2 separate regions of the Homo sapiens genome follow, and region 1 is linked to region 2. Evidence: chromatin loops called from intact Hi-C (ENCODE). Cell type or tissue: B cell. All regions are shown on one strand. Links, peaks and the distances in the headings refer to the core of each region. The heading gives the core; the rest is flanking DNA.

Region 1 (7,839 bases), core at 1,172-6,171, 67 kb before region 2:
GACATATCCATAAGCTTACATAATTACCTTTTTATTTTAGGGGTGAGGACACAAGATTGATTCTCAGCAAATTTCAAGTATATAATGTATTACTGTTAACTATAGTCATCATGCTGTACATTAGGTCTCCAGAACTTATTCATCCTGCAGAACTGAAACTTTGTACCCTTTAACCAACACTTCCCTGTTTCCCCAACCTTTGGGCCCTTGGTGAGCACTCGTCTACTCTCTATTTCAATAAATGCAACTTTTTAGCTTCCACATGTAAGTGATGTGAAAGGAAAATAGATCTGGGACTTATCACTAAGCCAGAGGGAAAAGTCAAGCTGGGAACTGCATCAGGCAAACCTGCCTCCCATTTTATTACTAAGTAAGATAGCTACAAAGATAAAAAGCTAAATACTTCCCTCACAATTTCCCCAGAAGGAGATTACCTGTGGGCCACCAGGTCTTTACCCTAAAACAGTTCTGTTGAATTTCACCTTGGCAATGTAAATTGACGGCTTATCTTCACAGGAGCAAGAAAAAGGACAGAACTCAAAGGCATCCCTCTGCTCACCTGAGATAAATGCCTGTCTGATTTGCCTCCTCTGTCCCATTGTTTATGTAAAAATCCAGATTCACTGAGCCAGACTAAGGCTTAAATGACAATTCCTCTACCCCCTCTCACATGTAAGTTGTGTATTCACTGAAAGGCTCATCAAAATCCCAGAAGAATGCAACTGTTTGTTTCCTGTCTACCTATAACTTAGAACCCCTCCCCACTTCAAGTTGTCCTACCTTTCTGGACTGAACGAGTATACATCTTACACATATTGATTGATGTTTCATGTCTCCCTAAAATGTATAAAAGTAAACTGTACCCAAACCACCTTGGGCTCATGTCCCCAGGACTTCCTGAGGCTGTGTCACAGGTGTGTCCTTAACCTTGGCAAAATAAGCTTCCTAAATTGATTGAGACAGGCCTTAGATACTTTTGAGTTAACAGTGATATCATATGACATTTATCTTTTTATGACTGGCTTGTTTCACTCAGCAGAATGTCCTCTAGGTTCATTCATGTTGCTGCAAATGGCAGGACTCCCTTCTCTTCTAAGGCTGGGAAATATTCCACTTGTGTGTATTCCAACATGTATTCATTTGCATTCATATATAAGTATATATATTCATTTATCTGTCGATGGACACTTAGGTTGACTCTGTGTCTTGGCTGTTATGAATAATGCTTCAGTGAACATGAGATTGCTGGTATCTCTTCAAGATAGTGATTTAATTTCTTTTGCATGTATACCCAGAAGTAGAACTGCTCAATCATATGGTAGTCACATTTTCAGTTTCTTGAGGAACCTCCATAGTCTAGAATAGCTGTACTAATTCGCATTCCTGCCAACAGTGTTCAAGGGTTCCCTTTTCTCCACATCCTTGCCAATAAATGTTATCTTTTGAGCCTCAATATCTGAAGAGGGGAATCTGATTTCTAGCTAGTCCCTGAGAGAATAAACAACAATGTAGGGAATTTTTGGAAATAGGGAAGATTTATCTTTCGTTTGTTTGTTTGTTTTTGAGATGGAGTCTCGCACTGTTGCCCAGGCTATAGTGCAATGGCGCGATCTCCACTCACTGCAACCTCCGCCTCCCAGGTTCAAGCAATTCTCCTGCCTCAGCCTCCCGAGTAGCTGGGATTACAGGCGCCTGCCACCACGCCCGGCTAATTTTTTATATTTTTAGTAAAAACAGGGTTTCACTATGTTGGCCAGGCTGGTCTTGAACGCCTGACCTTGTGATCCGCTCCCCTTGGCCTCCCAAAGTGCTGGGATTACAGGCGTGAGCCACCGTGCCCAGCTGGGAAGATTTATCTTTAGAGGTCTGTGAATATTCTGTTTATTTGCTTCCAGAGTATCTCATACCTATTTATCTCCACCTCCCCCATGCCAGCTTTTCCTCCCACATCACATATGCAGTTATTTACACTCAGAGTGCAAATACAAACACACATGCAGAGTCAACTTCAGAAACTCTCTTTCTAAATTGTTTTATTTTTTCTGCCAAGTCCAAACTTTGTCAGCTCTGATGGAGCCAGATGATTATTCATGAGGTAAATGCCTGGTATAATTCATGGTTATGAAAGCATTTATTGATTCATAGCTTAATTTATATGTAATTGATGAGCAAATGTTTTTTGTTAGGCTATTAATTTCATTACGAGTGTTTGGGCTTATATATCCTATGCAAAAAGATCTTTGTGCTTTTCTCATTGGTCTCTATTCCCCAATTTTCTGATTTCATACCTTCAGTATACTGTAATATTTTGAGCAACCTATCCCTCTCCCTCCAAAAAATAGGGCTCCTTGGACATAATCCAGCTCCCCACTCTGTGGACATGCATGGTTCCCTGAAGATTATAGACAGAGAGAAAGTGGTTGCCACACAGTTTCTCTAAGTCTAGGAGAAAGTTTGATGAAATCCACAGTGTTAAAGAGGCATTCAGAAGGCTCTGTGCTCTCTCACTGAAGCAATACGGTTACTTTGGTAGTAACCTTATGAGACTCCAACCTCAGTTCCTTTCTGCCTTTCCTTTATGTATATCTATACCGAATGAGGCCAATTTTTTCATGTGCATTAAGGCAGATATGCAGAAATGAGCTCATCTTAGGCTCCTCTTCCCTATCCACAGCAGGGTGTGCCAAGCCCAATATCTCAGTATTCTAAGATTCCAGAAACGTGTTCTGTAAACATCAGAACTTCCAGACTTCTATCTTCAGCAGGAAGGTGCTCCGCCTCCTGGGCTCAAACGATTCTCCTGCGTCAGCCTCCCAAGCCTGGGATTACAGGCATGTGCCACCACGCCTGGCGAATTTTGGTATTTTTAGTAGAGACGGGGTTTCATCATGTTTGTCAGGCTGGTCCTGAACTCCTGACCTCAGGTGATCCACTGGCCTCGGCCTCCCAAAGTGCTGGGATTACAGTTGTGAGCCATAGTGCCTGGCCAAAATTTTTTTTTTTATTAGCTAGGTGTTGTGGTGCATGCCTGTATTACCAGCTACTCAGGAAGCTGAGGCAGGAGGATCCCGTCAGCCCAGGAGAGTAAAGTCTGCAATGAAGTTTTTTCTTTTCTTTTCTCTCTCTCTCTCTTTTTTTTTTTTTTTTTTTTTTTTTTTTTGATACAGAGTCTTGCTCTGTCGCCCAGGCTGGAGTGCAGTGGCGTAATCGCAGCTCACTGCAACCTCCACTTCCTTGGTTCAAGCAATTCTTCTGCCTCAGCCTCCCAAGTAGCTGGGATTACAGGCACTCCATGCCTGGCTAATTTTGTATTTTTAGTAGACGGGGTTTCACCATGTTGGCCAGGCTGGTCTTGAACTCATGACCTCAGATGATCACCCCATCTCAGCCTCCCAAAGTGCTGGGATTAGAGGCATAAGCCAACGTGCCCGGCCAAAAACATTTAACATAAAAAGTATGAAAGATGTAGTTATTCTGAAGTAAAACAGACCACTTAAGGATTTATTATTCCCCTTTCCTAACACTGTAGGACCTTTGAGAGGTCCAGTGACTTCACTTGGGCCTCCAATAAGAGAAGTGTAAGGCTAGGATCTCTGGGTTCTCAAGCTACTCTTTTCACCACAAGATCACACTTCCTTCCTCTTTTACAACTGGTATGCAGAAAAGAATATATTATAGAAGCAGCTGGTGTGGTAACACAGAGTATGATGGAAAACATCACAATGTTATTTAGCAAGAGTACAAAATAAAATCTGAATTTACATGGCTCTTTTAAGAAATTGTTTTGTAGATTTGATAAGTAGCTCTCAATATGTAATTTAAATAAATGAAACAATTTATTACAAACCTACCATATGTTAGGCACGGTGGTAAGTACTGGAGATACAAAGAATATGCAAAATGAAGTTCTCACTATCATGTATTAAAAAGAAGAACAAACCACAGTGTGTTAGACATTATTGTTGCCTAGCCCAGATCCCCCTTATAGCCTGGGCCGTTCATCCTTCAGCTGCTCATGTGCCTGGGCCAACAGCTTATAGCTGTGACTTTCTCCAGAGGCTTGACTTTGGCTAAATGGATCCACCTCACTGGAGGCTCCTGAGACATTATACCCCCCTCCTCCCCAAGGGTGACCAAGGACCAACTTGTTTCTACTCTCCAACACTCTTCTGTCCCAACCCAGACTTTTCCTGGAACCATATCCTTGCTCAGCTCCTTTTTATCTGGCTCTTCCCTTTCCTTACAGATTTTTTCTAAAGAGCATTCGCTCAAAGTACAGACACTAGAACCCCTTCCTGAGGCTCTGCTTCTACAAAACCCAACCTAAGACAAGAAGTGTTGCTGTAAGTCATAGATAAGTCTCCTAGACACATTGTCTAGGGAAGGATCTATAACAGATCTGTAAAAGTTTTTATATACCCCAATATTTCCTATTGAGACAGGATGTTTCCTTGATCTCCTTGACCCCCTTTGTGGGCAGGAACTAGAGTGGCTTATTTCACTCAGTCTGCAGTCCATGAACGTTTAAGTGTTAACAGCTCAGTGAAGGGTCAGGGTGACAGCCTCTTGCACCTGCCATTTTTGACACCCGAGTTCTTGTTCGGTGTCCAGGAAGAATCAGGTCACACGAACTGTGTGAAGGATGATGAATGTGGAAGACCTTATTGAGCAGTGGAAGTGGCTCTCGGTGGAAGGGGAGCTGGAATGGGGATGGTGCGGGAAGAAGGTGATCTTTCCCTGAAGCCCAGCTGTCTCTGGCTGTGCTCCCCTCTGAAATCACACCATCTGAAGCTAGCCACGTTTATCCGTAGTCTCTAACGCTCAGTTGGCTGCTTCTCTGCTTGCCTCTCAGCAGCTTGTATCCCTGCAGGTCAGCTGCTTGTGTTGCTCTTTTCTTCTTTTTTTCCTGCCAGCTGGTCTGGTTTTATGGGCACAGGGTAGGGAATGGGGTGGGCGGAAAAGGCAGTCAATTGGGTGGAGAAATGGGGTCAGCTGCTTCCACTTAGGGCTGAGGTTCCAGGCTTGAGGGTAGAGTTTAGCTGAGAGCCCAGCCCTTCTGTATCAGGGTCAGCTGCTTTCACTTAGGGCCAAGGTTCCAGGCTTGAGGGTGGGGTTTAGCTGGGAGCCCAGCCCTTTTGTATCAGCGTCAGCTGTTTTCACCTAGGGCTGAGGGTCCAGGCTTGAGGGTGGGGTTTAGCCAGGAACCCAGCTGTTCTGTATCACTATTATCTAAAGGACATTTAACATGATTGAGCTATCTCACACCTTCTCTATCTTTTCTTCTAAAGACAGCAATCCAGTTTTTAAAACTTTTTTCTTTTTAATTTTTGTGGGTATATAGTAGGTTTATATGTTTATGGGGTACGTTAGATACTTTGATACAGGCATGCAATGCAGCATAATCACATCATGGTAAATGGGGTATCCATACCCTCCAGCGCTTATCCTTTGTGTTACAAACAATCCAATTACACTTTTAGTTATTTTAAAATATACACTTAAATTATTATTGGCTATAGTCACTGTGTTGTGCTATCAAATACTAGGTCTTATTCTTTTTTTTTCTGAGATGGAGTCTCACTCTGTCACCCAGGCTGGAGTGCAGTGGCGGCATTTTGGCTCACTGCAAGCTCCGCCTCCCAGGTTCACGCCATTCTCCTGCCTCAGCTTCCCAAGTAGCTGGGACTACAGGCGCCTGCCACCATGCCCGGCTAATTTTTTGTATTTTTAGTAGAGACGGGGTTTCACCATGTTAGCCAGGATGGTCTCGATCTCTTGACCTCATGATCCGCCCACCTCGGCCTCCCAAAGTCCTGGGATTACAGGCGTGAGCCACCGGGCCTGGCCCAGGTCTTATTCTTTCTGTTTTTTCGTACTCATTAACCATCCCCACTCCCTATCCACCCCCACTAGCCCTTCCCAGCCTCTAGAAACCGTCCTTCTACTGTCTAGCTCCGTGAGTTCAATTGTTATAATTTTTAGCTCCCACAAATAAGTGAGAACATGTAAAATTTGTCTTTCTGCGCCTGGCTTATTTCACTTAATATAATGATCCCCAGTTCCATCCATGTTGCTGCAAATGACAGGATCTCATTATTTTTTATGGCTGAATAGTACTCCATTGTGTACCACATTTTTCTTTATTCATTTGTCTGTTGATGGACACTTAGGTTGCTTCCAAATCTCGGCTATGGTGAATAGTACTGCACTAAACATGAGAGTACAGGTATCTCTTCGATACCCTGATTTCCTTTCTTTTGGGTATATACCTAGCAGAGGAATTGCTGGATTGTAGGGTAGCTCTATTTTTCATTTTTTGAAAAACCTCCACACTGTTCTCTATAGTGACTGTACTAATTAATATTCCCACCAACAGTGTACAATGGTTCGTTCCCTTTTCTCCATATCCTTGCTAGCATTTGTTATTGCCTGTCTTTTGTATATAAGCCATTTTATCTGACGATCAATGATGTTGAGCACCTTTTCGCATACCCGTTTGCCATTTGTATGTCTTCTTTTGAGAGATGTCTATACAGATCTTTTGCCTTTTTTGCCTTTTTTTTTTTTTTTGAGATGGAGTATCACTCTGTCGCCAGGCTGGAGTGCAGTGGCAGGATCTTGGCTCGCTGCAAACTCTGCCTCCCGGGCTCAAGCAATTCTCCTGCCTCAGCCTCCCAAGTAGGTGGGACTACAGGCACACGCCACTATGCCCGGCTAATTGTTGTATTTTTAGTAGAGACAGGGTTTCACCACGTTGGCCAGGATGGTCTCCATCTCTTGGCCTTGTGATCTGCCTGCCTCAGCCTCCCAAAGTGCTGGGATTACAGGTGTGAGCCACCATGCCCAGCCCTTTTGCCCATTTCAAAATAACATTATTAGGTTTTTTTTTCCTATAGAGTTGTTTGAGCTCCTTATACATTCTGGTTATTAGTCTCTTGTCAGATGAGTAGTTTGCAGATATTGTCTTCCATTCTGTTGGTTGTTTCTTCACTTTGTTGATTGTTTCCACTTCTGTGCGGAAGCTTTTTAACTTGATGTGATACCATTTGTCCATTTTTGCTTCAGTTGCCCGTGCTTATGGGGTATTACTCAAGAACTATATGCCCACACCAATGTATTGGAGAGTTTCCCCAATGTTTTCTCTTAGTAGTTTCATAGTTTGAGGTCCTAGATTTAAGTCTTTAATCTATTTTGATTTGATTTTTGTATACGGCAAGAGATAGGGGTCTAGTTTTATTCTTCTGCATATAGGTATCCAGTTTGCCCAGCACCATTTGTTGAAGAGACTGTCCTTTCCCTAATCTATGTCCTTGGCACCTTCATGGAAAATGAGTTTACTGTAGGTGTATGAATTTGTTTCTGGGTTCTCTGTTCTGTTCCATTGGTCTATGTGTTTGTTTTTATGCCAGTACCATGCTGTTTTGGTTACTATAGCTCTGTAGTATAATTTGAAGTCAGGTAATGTGATTCTTCCAGTTTTGTTCTTTTTGCTCAGGATAGCTTTGGCTATTTTTTTTTTGTGATCTCTTATAAATATAAAAAATAGTATTATTTTTCCTATTTCTGTGAAGAATGTCATTGGTATTTTCATAGAGACTGCATTGACTCTATATATTGCTTTGGGTAGTATGGACATTTTAACAATATTGATTCTCTTAATCCATGAAAATGGAATATCTTTCCTTTTTTTTTTGGCTTTCTTATCAATTTATTTCATCAGTGTTTTATAGTTTTCATTATAGAGATCTTTCACTTATTTTGTTTAACTCCTAGGTATTTAATTTTATGTGTGGCTATTGTAAATTTGATTACTTTTTTCATTTCTTTTTCAGATTGTTC
Region 2 (7,839 bases), core at 881-5,880:
CTGGACTATCAGGTAGTTGAGCTTTCTATCCAGGAAGTCAACTGAGAAAACACTGGCATAAACATGCGGGGAGTGGGTTTCTCTTATTTGTTAAGCTTTATTTTTAGTGTTATTGTATGACTTGTAGATGAAGATTCTCACTGACTTTTGGGCCTGCAGAAGCAGGTGCTACCATTGCAGGCCTTGGACATGAACATGGTATTGTTCCAAATTCATTTCTGCATTATTTATACATTTGCAACTTCAAAGTGGGGCTGACCATTTCCCTTTTATAAGGGTGCCTCTTTTCTTGGGCTTTCCAGGATGCCATGTCTCCTTTCTTCTTCCTTCCTTTACAGGCAGTGCTGTGTAGTGTGCTGACTACAGGTAAGGATTCTGGAGCCAGACTGCTTGGGTTTGAATCCACGTCCACTACTGTGGCTGTGCTACCTTAGGCCAATTTTTCATCCTTGTGTGGTTCAGATTCCTCATGTGGGACATGAAGACCAATAATAGAATTGTTGTGAGAGTTAAATGAGTCAATATGTATTGCACGTGGAACAGATCTGGTTAATAGTGCTATATGTGCTTGTGCCATGAACTAGTTCTAGATGCTTTACAAACATAATATCAACCAACTCTCACAACAGTTTTATAAGGAAGCACTATTTGTATCCCTATTTCACAGCCTGAGAAAACAGAAGCTTAGAGAGGTTAGCTAGTGTGAGGTCACAGAGCTAGTAGGTAGTAGAGTTGGGAATTAAACCCAGGTTTTTCTGTCTACCTGTAAAGTCTGTGTTCTTGACCACTATTTACCCAGTCTTCCATAGTAGGTGTTTTAAATTTTTGAGAAAGTTTTTTGTCTTTTTTTTTTTTTTTATTTTAATGGAGTCTCGCTCGCTCTGTTGCCCAGGCTGGAGTGCAATGGCATGATCTCAGTTCACTGCTTGAACCTCCTGGGTTCAAGCAATTCTCCTGCCTCAGCCTCCCAAGTAGCTGGGACTACAGGCGCCTGCCACCATGACCGGCTAATTTTTTTTGTATTTTTAGTAGAGACGGGGTTTCACCATGTTGCCTATGGCTGGTCTCCAACTCCTGGCCTCAAGTGATCCACTCCCCTTGGCCTCCCAAGGTGTTGGCATTACAGGCGTGAGCCACCGCACCCGGCCGAAAGGTTTTTTTAAACAGTTCTTCTCCAGCATGTTTGGCAATTTTGTTGATTCTATCTGGCTACCCTAAAGGAAGAGTATCTATCTCCTTTCTCCTGACTACAAGTATGTGAACACTCAAGATGAAAGAAGGGGACTAGCATCAGTAAATTCCCGGAAAGCACTGGTGACAGTCGCAGGAATAAACTAGGTCAATTTGTGTCTCATTGTCCATTGACCTATTGCCTTAGACTTGGTTAGATCTCAGTGTGATTCCAGCTGGCCTCTCAGCTTCTCTTCTTTTCATCCTCACATCTATCCTCCAATGGGATTCATGTAGCTAAACTTGCAGCTTTTCAAAAACTTTTGCTCTAAATACCTCTAATAATGGATAAGTGCCTCTGGAAACTCTGGGGAAGGTAGAGTTTAAAGCAGTCTGTGATAAGCATAAGATTTCTTTGAAGGCTCATGTTTTCTTAAGATTTCATGCAAATTTTACAATGTATTTCCTTTTTTTAAATTTTAAATCAATGTTTTATCTAGGAATGATTTTAGATTTACATAAAAATTGAGGGATAGTAAAGTGAATAACATATTCTCTTCACCTAGTTTCCCCTAATGTTAACATCTAATGTAACCACAGTACATTTGTCAAAACGAAAAGATTAACATTCGTATATTGCTAAGAACTCCAAACTTATTTGGATTTCACCAGTTTTTTTTTTTCACTAATATAGATTTTTTTGTTGTTGTTGTTCCAGAATCCCATCCAGGGTATGACATTGAACTTACTCATCACGTCTCTATAGTGTCTTCTGGTATGTAATACTTTCTCAGTCTTTCTTTATTTCCATAACCTTGATTAACTGTTTTGAAGATTACTGGTCAGCATTTTGTAGAATGGCTGTCAGTTTGACTTTGATGTTTTTCTTATGATTATGTTAGGGGTATGGGGTTTGAAGAAGCATACCATGGGAGCGAAGTGCTCTTCTCATCATATCAGGGGGTACATAATAGCAACATGGTTTATCTTTGATCATATTAATCTGGATCACTTGGTTAAGATAGTGCCTGCGAGGTTTCTTTTTTTGAGATGGAGTCTTGCTCTATCGCCCAGGCTGGACTGCAGTGGCGCGATCGTGGCTAACTGCAAGCTCCGCCTCCCGGGTTCACGCCTTTCTCTTGCCTCAGCCTCCCGAGTAGCTGGGACTACAGGGGCCCGCCACCATGCCCGGCTAATTTTTTGTATTTTTAGTAGAGACGGGGTTTCACCGTGTTGACCAGGATGATCTCAATCTCCTGACCTCGTGATCCGCCCACGTAGGCCTCCTAAAGTGCTGGGATTACAGGCGTGAGCCACCGCGCCCGGCTGAGGTTTCTGTACTATACAGTTATTACTTTTCCCTTCGTCTACTCTGTTCTTTGGAAGGGATTCTCTAAAACTTGCTCAGACTCAAGGAACGGGTGTGGTGATTAAACTCCACCTCCTGGAGTGGGGAGTTACATATATTATTTGAACTTTTTCTGCAAGAAAGATTTATCTCTTTTCCCATTCATTTATTTATATTGGTTTGGATTACTATTGTCTTAATATAAAATAAATCTTTTTATCCCCAAATGTACAAGTGGAATGACTTTCCAGAAACATGTGAGTCCTGAGGATACTCATACTTTCTAGCCCGCCGTTTGCGAAGCACAGACAAAACCCAAAGCCTCACTGGGTTACTTCCTTGCTTCCATTGAGTCATCCTCCTCAATAATACTTGTGAATGAACGAATAAATGCATAACACGCACAGGTGAGCGATGAGAAATACCAGCGTTGTCTGACGGTAAGGATATTTGTGTTCAACACCAGTGTCTGACCAAATAGCTACTCATATTTCTTCTGAAATTCTTTAGGGCACACTAAACATCTTCCATGTTGTCTAAGTGCTGGAAGGGAAATTGATTCAGCCACTTTTTGAAGGTGACTCTAAATTATTCTCTCAAAATACTCAACAGCCTTTACAATGTAGTTAAAAAAAAAAAGCGGGTGGAGGGGAGAAATGCCTGTCTAAAGTAGGAAGCCCCAAGAGAAAGCCCTGGGGCGTCCAGAGGCTTGGTTTCACCTGGCAGCCGTCTGGGACCAATTGCGGAGTTGAAGTAGCTCCTACGCTTTCTCATTGGTCCTCACCCAGGGGGAAGGCGTGGCTTCAAGTGTAAAAGGCGAGGAAGCCTGGCGGGGCTGTGGGTTGTTCCGCTGGTGGATGGTTTGGGGTTGGTCGGGCGGGGTTTCTTCCAAAGCTTTGTAGGCCTGCGAGGTACTAAGAAGTTCTCTGGTGGCTGGAGGGGTGGGTGGAAAGGACCAAGCTCTTGGTAATTCTCAAGGGGGAACTTTGGTTAGCTTGCTTTAGAAGTGAAAGATGAACGAAGAAAAAAGCGAGGGCACTTAAGCGGACTAAGGAACTCGAAAGAAGGGGAACTAGGCGTTGTGTGTGGGCAGAAAATACCTCCTAGGAGGTCACAGCAACTCCCTGAAGTCGTTTTTAGCAGGCTTGCCTCTTCCAGTTACTGTGCTTTCTTAGAGTTTGTTCTTTTAGAAGCTTAAGATACAATCTTGAATTGAGGTTTCTTCTCTCATGCTCAAGCCTTACTTGCTGAGAAGGCTCCTGTCTCTTGACTTCTGTTTAATCTCTACCATAGACTTTAGCAAAGCCACTCTTATAGCTAACTTACTGAAGTTACGTAAACTCCAAGAGAAATACACGGGTTTAGAGGTTCTACGTTTAAAGCAAGCGCAGCAATCTTTAGAACTTCCTTTTAGCTATTTGGAATCCCAAAGTCTCTATTAAACACCTGTCTGGAGTAATGGTGGAAAGTGACTAAAAAGCTAGCTTCTCATCTCTTCAGAGACTAAAAATTAGATCCACTTCGATGAAAACCATAAGAAAATGTAGATCAACTTTGAATTAGTTTTTTTTTGAGGGTAGGAAACGTCCCTTTGTGACCTATTAGTAAAAAAAACTAAAATGAACTTCAAGCATGTGGCTTTTAAGACTCCTTACTAGGAAGTTAGGATCTTAATCATATTCAGCAGAAAGCAGCTGTCTGCCTCGAAGACACGCAACCTGTGGGCTGCAACTGACCTTCCACCTGGTTGTGGAGGTGGGAGACTCGTTGACTGGCAAGCCTCAGGTAATGTCAGACTGACACACCTGAAAGCACTTCTGATAGCAGTTAGAAACTTAGTAGTTGAAACAGGAAATTTCATCTAGTTGAACAGATCGTTAGCATTGAGAATGGACACTTCCTTTAGGCTTACTAGGAAAGGCAAACCATCTGTCATGGAAAAGATAAAGTGGCATCTTAGTGACAGACTCAAAAGTACACAGCATGATGGATATGTTCATTATCTTGACTGACAATTTCACAGGTGCGATGGTAGCAAGTTACATAGCTTAAATATCGTAATTCTTGCGTGCCAGCTACAGAAAAGTGCTTTTTAAAACCATGTCCAGTCATGTAGGTCCACCTGCCTTAACCTGAACAAGGGTGAATAAATACATGGGTAGGGACATGAAGCACTCTCCCCTCATCCCCATCAGCATGGAGTTACTTTCTTCACACTGTCCTTACAAAGCAGGGTTCAAGGAGAAGAGCAGAGTTCTTTCCTTCATGTAGATAATCTGATCAAGGGATGTGTCTCCCAGGCTGACAATCCACTTGACAAAGAGTCACTTGACAGGTCTGGGATCTCGAAGCCCAAGGCTTTCCAACACTGTTAGTTAAGTGCTGTAATTAGAGCTGGGGTGCTGGGGCAGGGAAGGCTCCTGCAGGATGGTCAAGGATGGGAATAGGTGGCCTTGTTTTTCCACAGTTGCTTAACATTAAAAACTAGTCTTCTGATTAGTCATCCTGTAGCATTCTCACCTGTACTTGTGTCCTTTTACTGATAGCAAAACTTTCTCTGCTTTTATAGACTCCAGAAGCTAATACAGCAGTGACTTAGTCCTGCCAAATAAGAATTTGGTCAAATTTAAGTGCATGGTACGGATGCCTTATCTCCCTAATCCTTTTCCCGTTTTTGTAAACTTCAACCACTATAAAAGCCGAGGGAAACAAAAACTAACTTTACATAAACAACTTTACTTCAAAACTAATACTCTGGGCTGGGTGAGGTGGCTCACGCTTGTAATCCCAGCACTTTGGGAGGCTGAGGCGGGTGGATTGCCTGAGGTCAGGAGTTCAAGACCAGCCTGGCCAACATGGCGAAAACCCTATCTCTACTAAAAATACAAAAATTAGCTGGGCGTGGTGGCAGGTGCCTGTAATCCCAGTTACTCTGGAGGCTGAGGCAGGAGAATCATCTCTTGAACCTGGGAGACAGAGGTTGCAATGGGCCGAGATTGCACCATTGCACTCCAGCCTGGGTGACAAGAGCAAAACTCCGTCTCAAAGAAAAAAACCAAAAATCCAAACTAATACTGATAGATCACTGGGTCTTCAGGACTTTTCACCTAGGCTAACAGTAAAGACACTGGAAAGTTCATCTTTCCCACCTCAGGCAGAGCAAAATATCTACTACCGACCCAATTAACTATAGTTTCAACTGCAGGTGAGTCCTATGGAACTGATGTCTATATGTAGGTGTTATTGCATAGGCTTCTGGGGCATGCCACATAGTTCTAGAAAAACTCACATGGCTTAGGAGACAAGTTTAAAGTTATGGCTGGAGAGCAAGGTAGAAGGGGCTGAAACATCTCAAATATCAACTTCCTTTTAGAACAAGATGTGGAGTAGTGCAGGATTTGTCAATGGCACTCCCGCCATTCCTAAGGCTGCTTATGTACTTCTGAGCTTTGGCCTGATGCGTGTTTGTCTGTCTTGCAACTGGCCTCACTCCAATCTGAACTCCTGATGTCTCTTAAAGCTTGCCTGAGAACCCAGCTTTTTAGTAGCTCAAATCCTTACTATCCCTTAGGATAGCATTACTTTGAAAATCCTCAGTTGTGCCAAGACCATTTCGGATTCAACCTATTTTTGGGGTTCCTGCTTAGTGTCTAGTGTCTACCTAGAGCTGCTTGATGCCAGAGGCTAGTGGCTTCTTTACCAGGAAACTGATGGTAGCCATGTCACTTCTTGGCATCAAACCTGTCTAAAACAGTCCCTAGCTGAAGACGACTTTCTTCCTAATTGTCAGCCATTCAGATGAGAGAAGTTACAGGTGGTCGAAGGTGAGAACTAAGTGATAGAAACTGGAACCAGGTGTACTGAAACTCTTGACTCTAGGAGAAACTAATTTCTTGAGGGATTTGTTAAAGGTAACTTATCAAGACCCACTTCCTCCCAATCTACACAGATTACATGTTTAATTTGGGCCAGTAACTTTTAAGTCTTTAGAATCTTGACATAATCTAGCAAAGTAAGACTGCTCTAGGTGTGGCAGGAAGCATGTAAGCAGAACCCCTTGCTGGCCTGCTGCCGCAAGGAGCCCAGAGAATCCCCGAGGCATTGGAACAGTCTGAGGGGTCTAAACATACTTTTGCTTATTGAGGTGCTTGCCCACTAGAGTTCTCCGAATCAGTCCCTGATGAGGGAGGTGCCTCAAGCTTGCAGCTGTGGTCACAGGATTAACTTCTCAATTCTCAGGCTACCCATAGGGAGATGCCATATCTTGGTTTAATCCTGTTTCTGTGGCAGATTTCAGCTTACTGCTCACACTCTGGGTCTCACGGCTCCTATGACATCAGTTTCAGTACTGTAGGTCTGATCTTCAGTTGGGGGTGGTGCTGGAGAAAGTGCTCTCACTAGGGAGCTGGGCCCTCACTGTTTCTGAATCCTCTGATCCATAAAGCAATTGTAGTGTGCCTACAAACGGGCCCTCTGACATCTGACTTTCAAATGGTTGGGATCTTTTTCCTCAGGGAATAGATTCTTTAAAAAAGCCCCTGAGTGAGAGCAGAGCGGTGGCTGGAGGTTATTCGGGCTAAATGGTTTCTCCGGCTGCCACCCAAACTGAAATGCTTTACCTAGCAATGGTCATGAGGCAGGTGACTGGAGCAAGTAACTGCTGGTAGCAAACGAGCCTGTTGAAGCATTTGTGCAGGACTGGTCTGACTGGCCTGGAGAGATTAGTTAACACCCTTGCACACTGAGCACACTCCAGAGGGGAGTCCCTGCCCTCCAGGAACTTACAACGTAGCTTGAAGGAACATGAAGACCCAGCTGTAGCTTGTTACTTAATGGCAATAGAAAATGGGTGAGGGAGTGCTGGCTGGGAATTGGAACTGACTTTCAAGTCTGGGTTTTTTCCTGTGAAGTAATTCTCAATGGAGTAGACTTCAGCTCTGGCCTAAACGCTACATTACAGTGCCTTTGTGTATCTAAATTCTGGTGTCTAATCTGGAATAACCTTTCCCAACTATGTGACAGAAGTTTGGGCGCTCTAGGAAGCATAAAGTGAGGGGGATGGAACTTGTCTTCAGTAGGTAAGCCCTGTAGATGACAATGTGGTCTTACTTCCTTAATGTGGTGGCCTGGTAGAAGCATGGCTAAGTTGAGATGGGGAAGAAGCCTAGGAAAGCCCAGGATGACTTCTGGTCTATTTTACTGCTGAAACAGTCTGGAGAACTTGTAGAGATGCAAAAATTCGTCATGATCAACAGGACAGTCAAAGGGACCTAATGTGCCATGTGTCTTTGGGACTGGGGTTAGGAACTCCCAGATAGAAG

What was found. Peaks named below come from ENCODE experiments on the same cell type or tissue, not always from the same donor. Only the 100,000 strongest peaks of a DNase experiment are listed, where the experiment ranks them.
Region 1: it touches region 2 in a loop (5-fold over the local background); 7 of 110 quality-filtered maps call a loop at or near these places.

Annotation. Positions count from the first base shown.
Region 1 is chr4:77,123,430-77,131,268 of GRCh38, forward strand. No RefSeq gene overlaps it. Among named protein-coding and RNA genes, the nearest start is that of CCNG2, 30 kb to the right of the region's middle. In B cell, for the core only: no CTCF peak of the experiment used is centred there; a DNase peak (open chromatin) is centred at 3,622; H3K4me3 peaks cover 1,496 bases; H3K27ac peaks cover 4,907 bases.
Region 2 is chr4:77,190,323-77,198,161 of GRCh38, forward strand. It overlaps LOC107986292 (a long non-coding RNA gene), which reads left to right. Exons shown (of 4, transcript XR_001741742.1): 4 at 1,889-2,251. Among named protein-coding and RNA genes, the nearest start is that of CCNG2, 37 kb to the left of the region's middle. RefSeq lists an enhancer at 3,533-3,582. In B cell, for the core only: no CTCF peak of the experiment used is centred there; a DNase peak (open chromatin) is centred at 3,429; H3K4me3 peaks cover 1,438 bases; H3K27ac peaks cover 2,315 bases.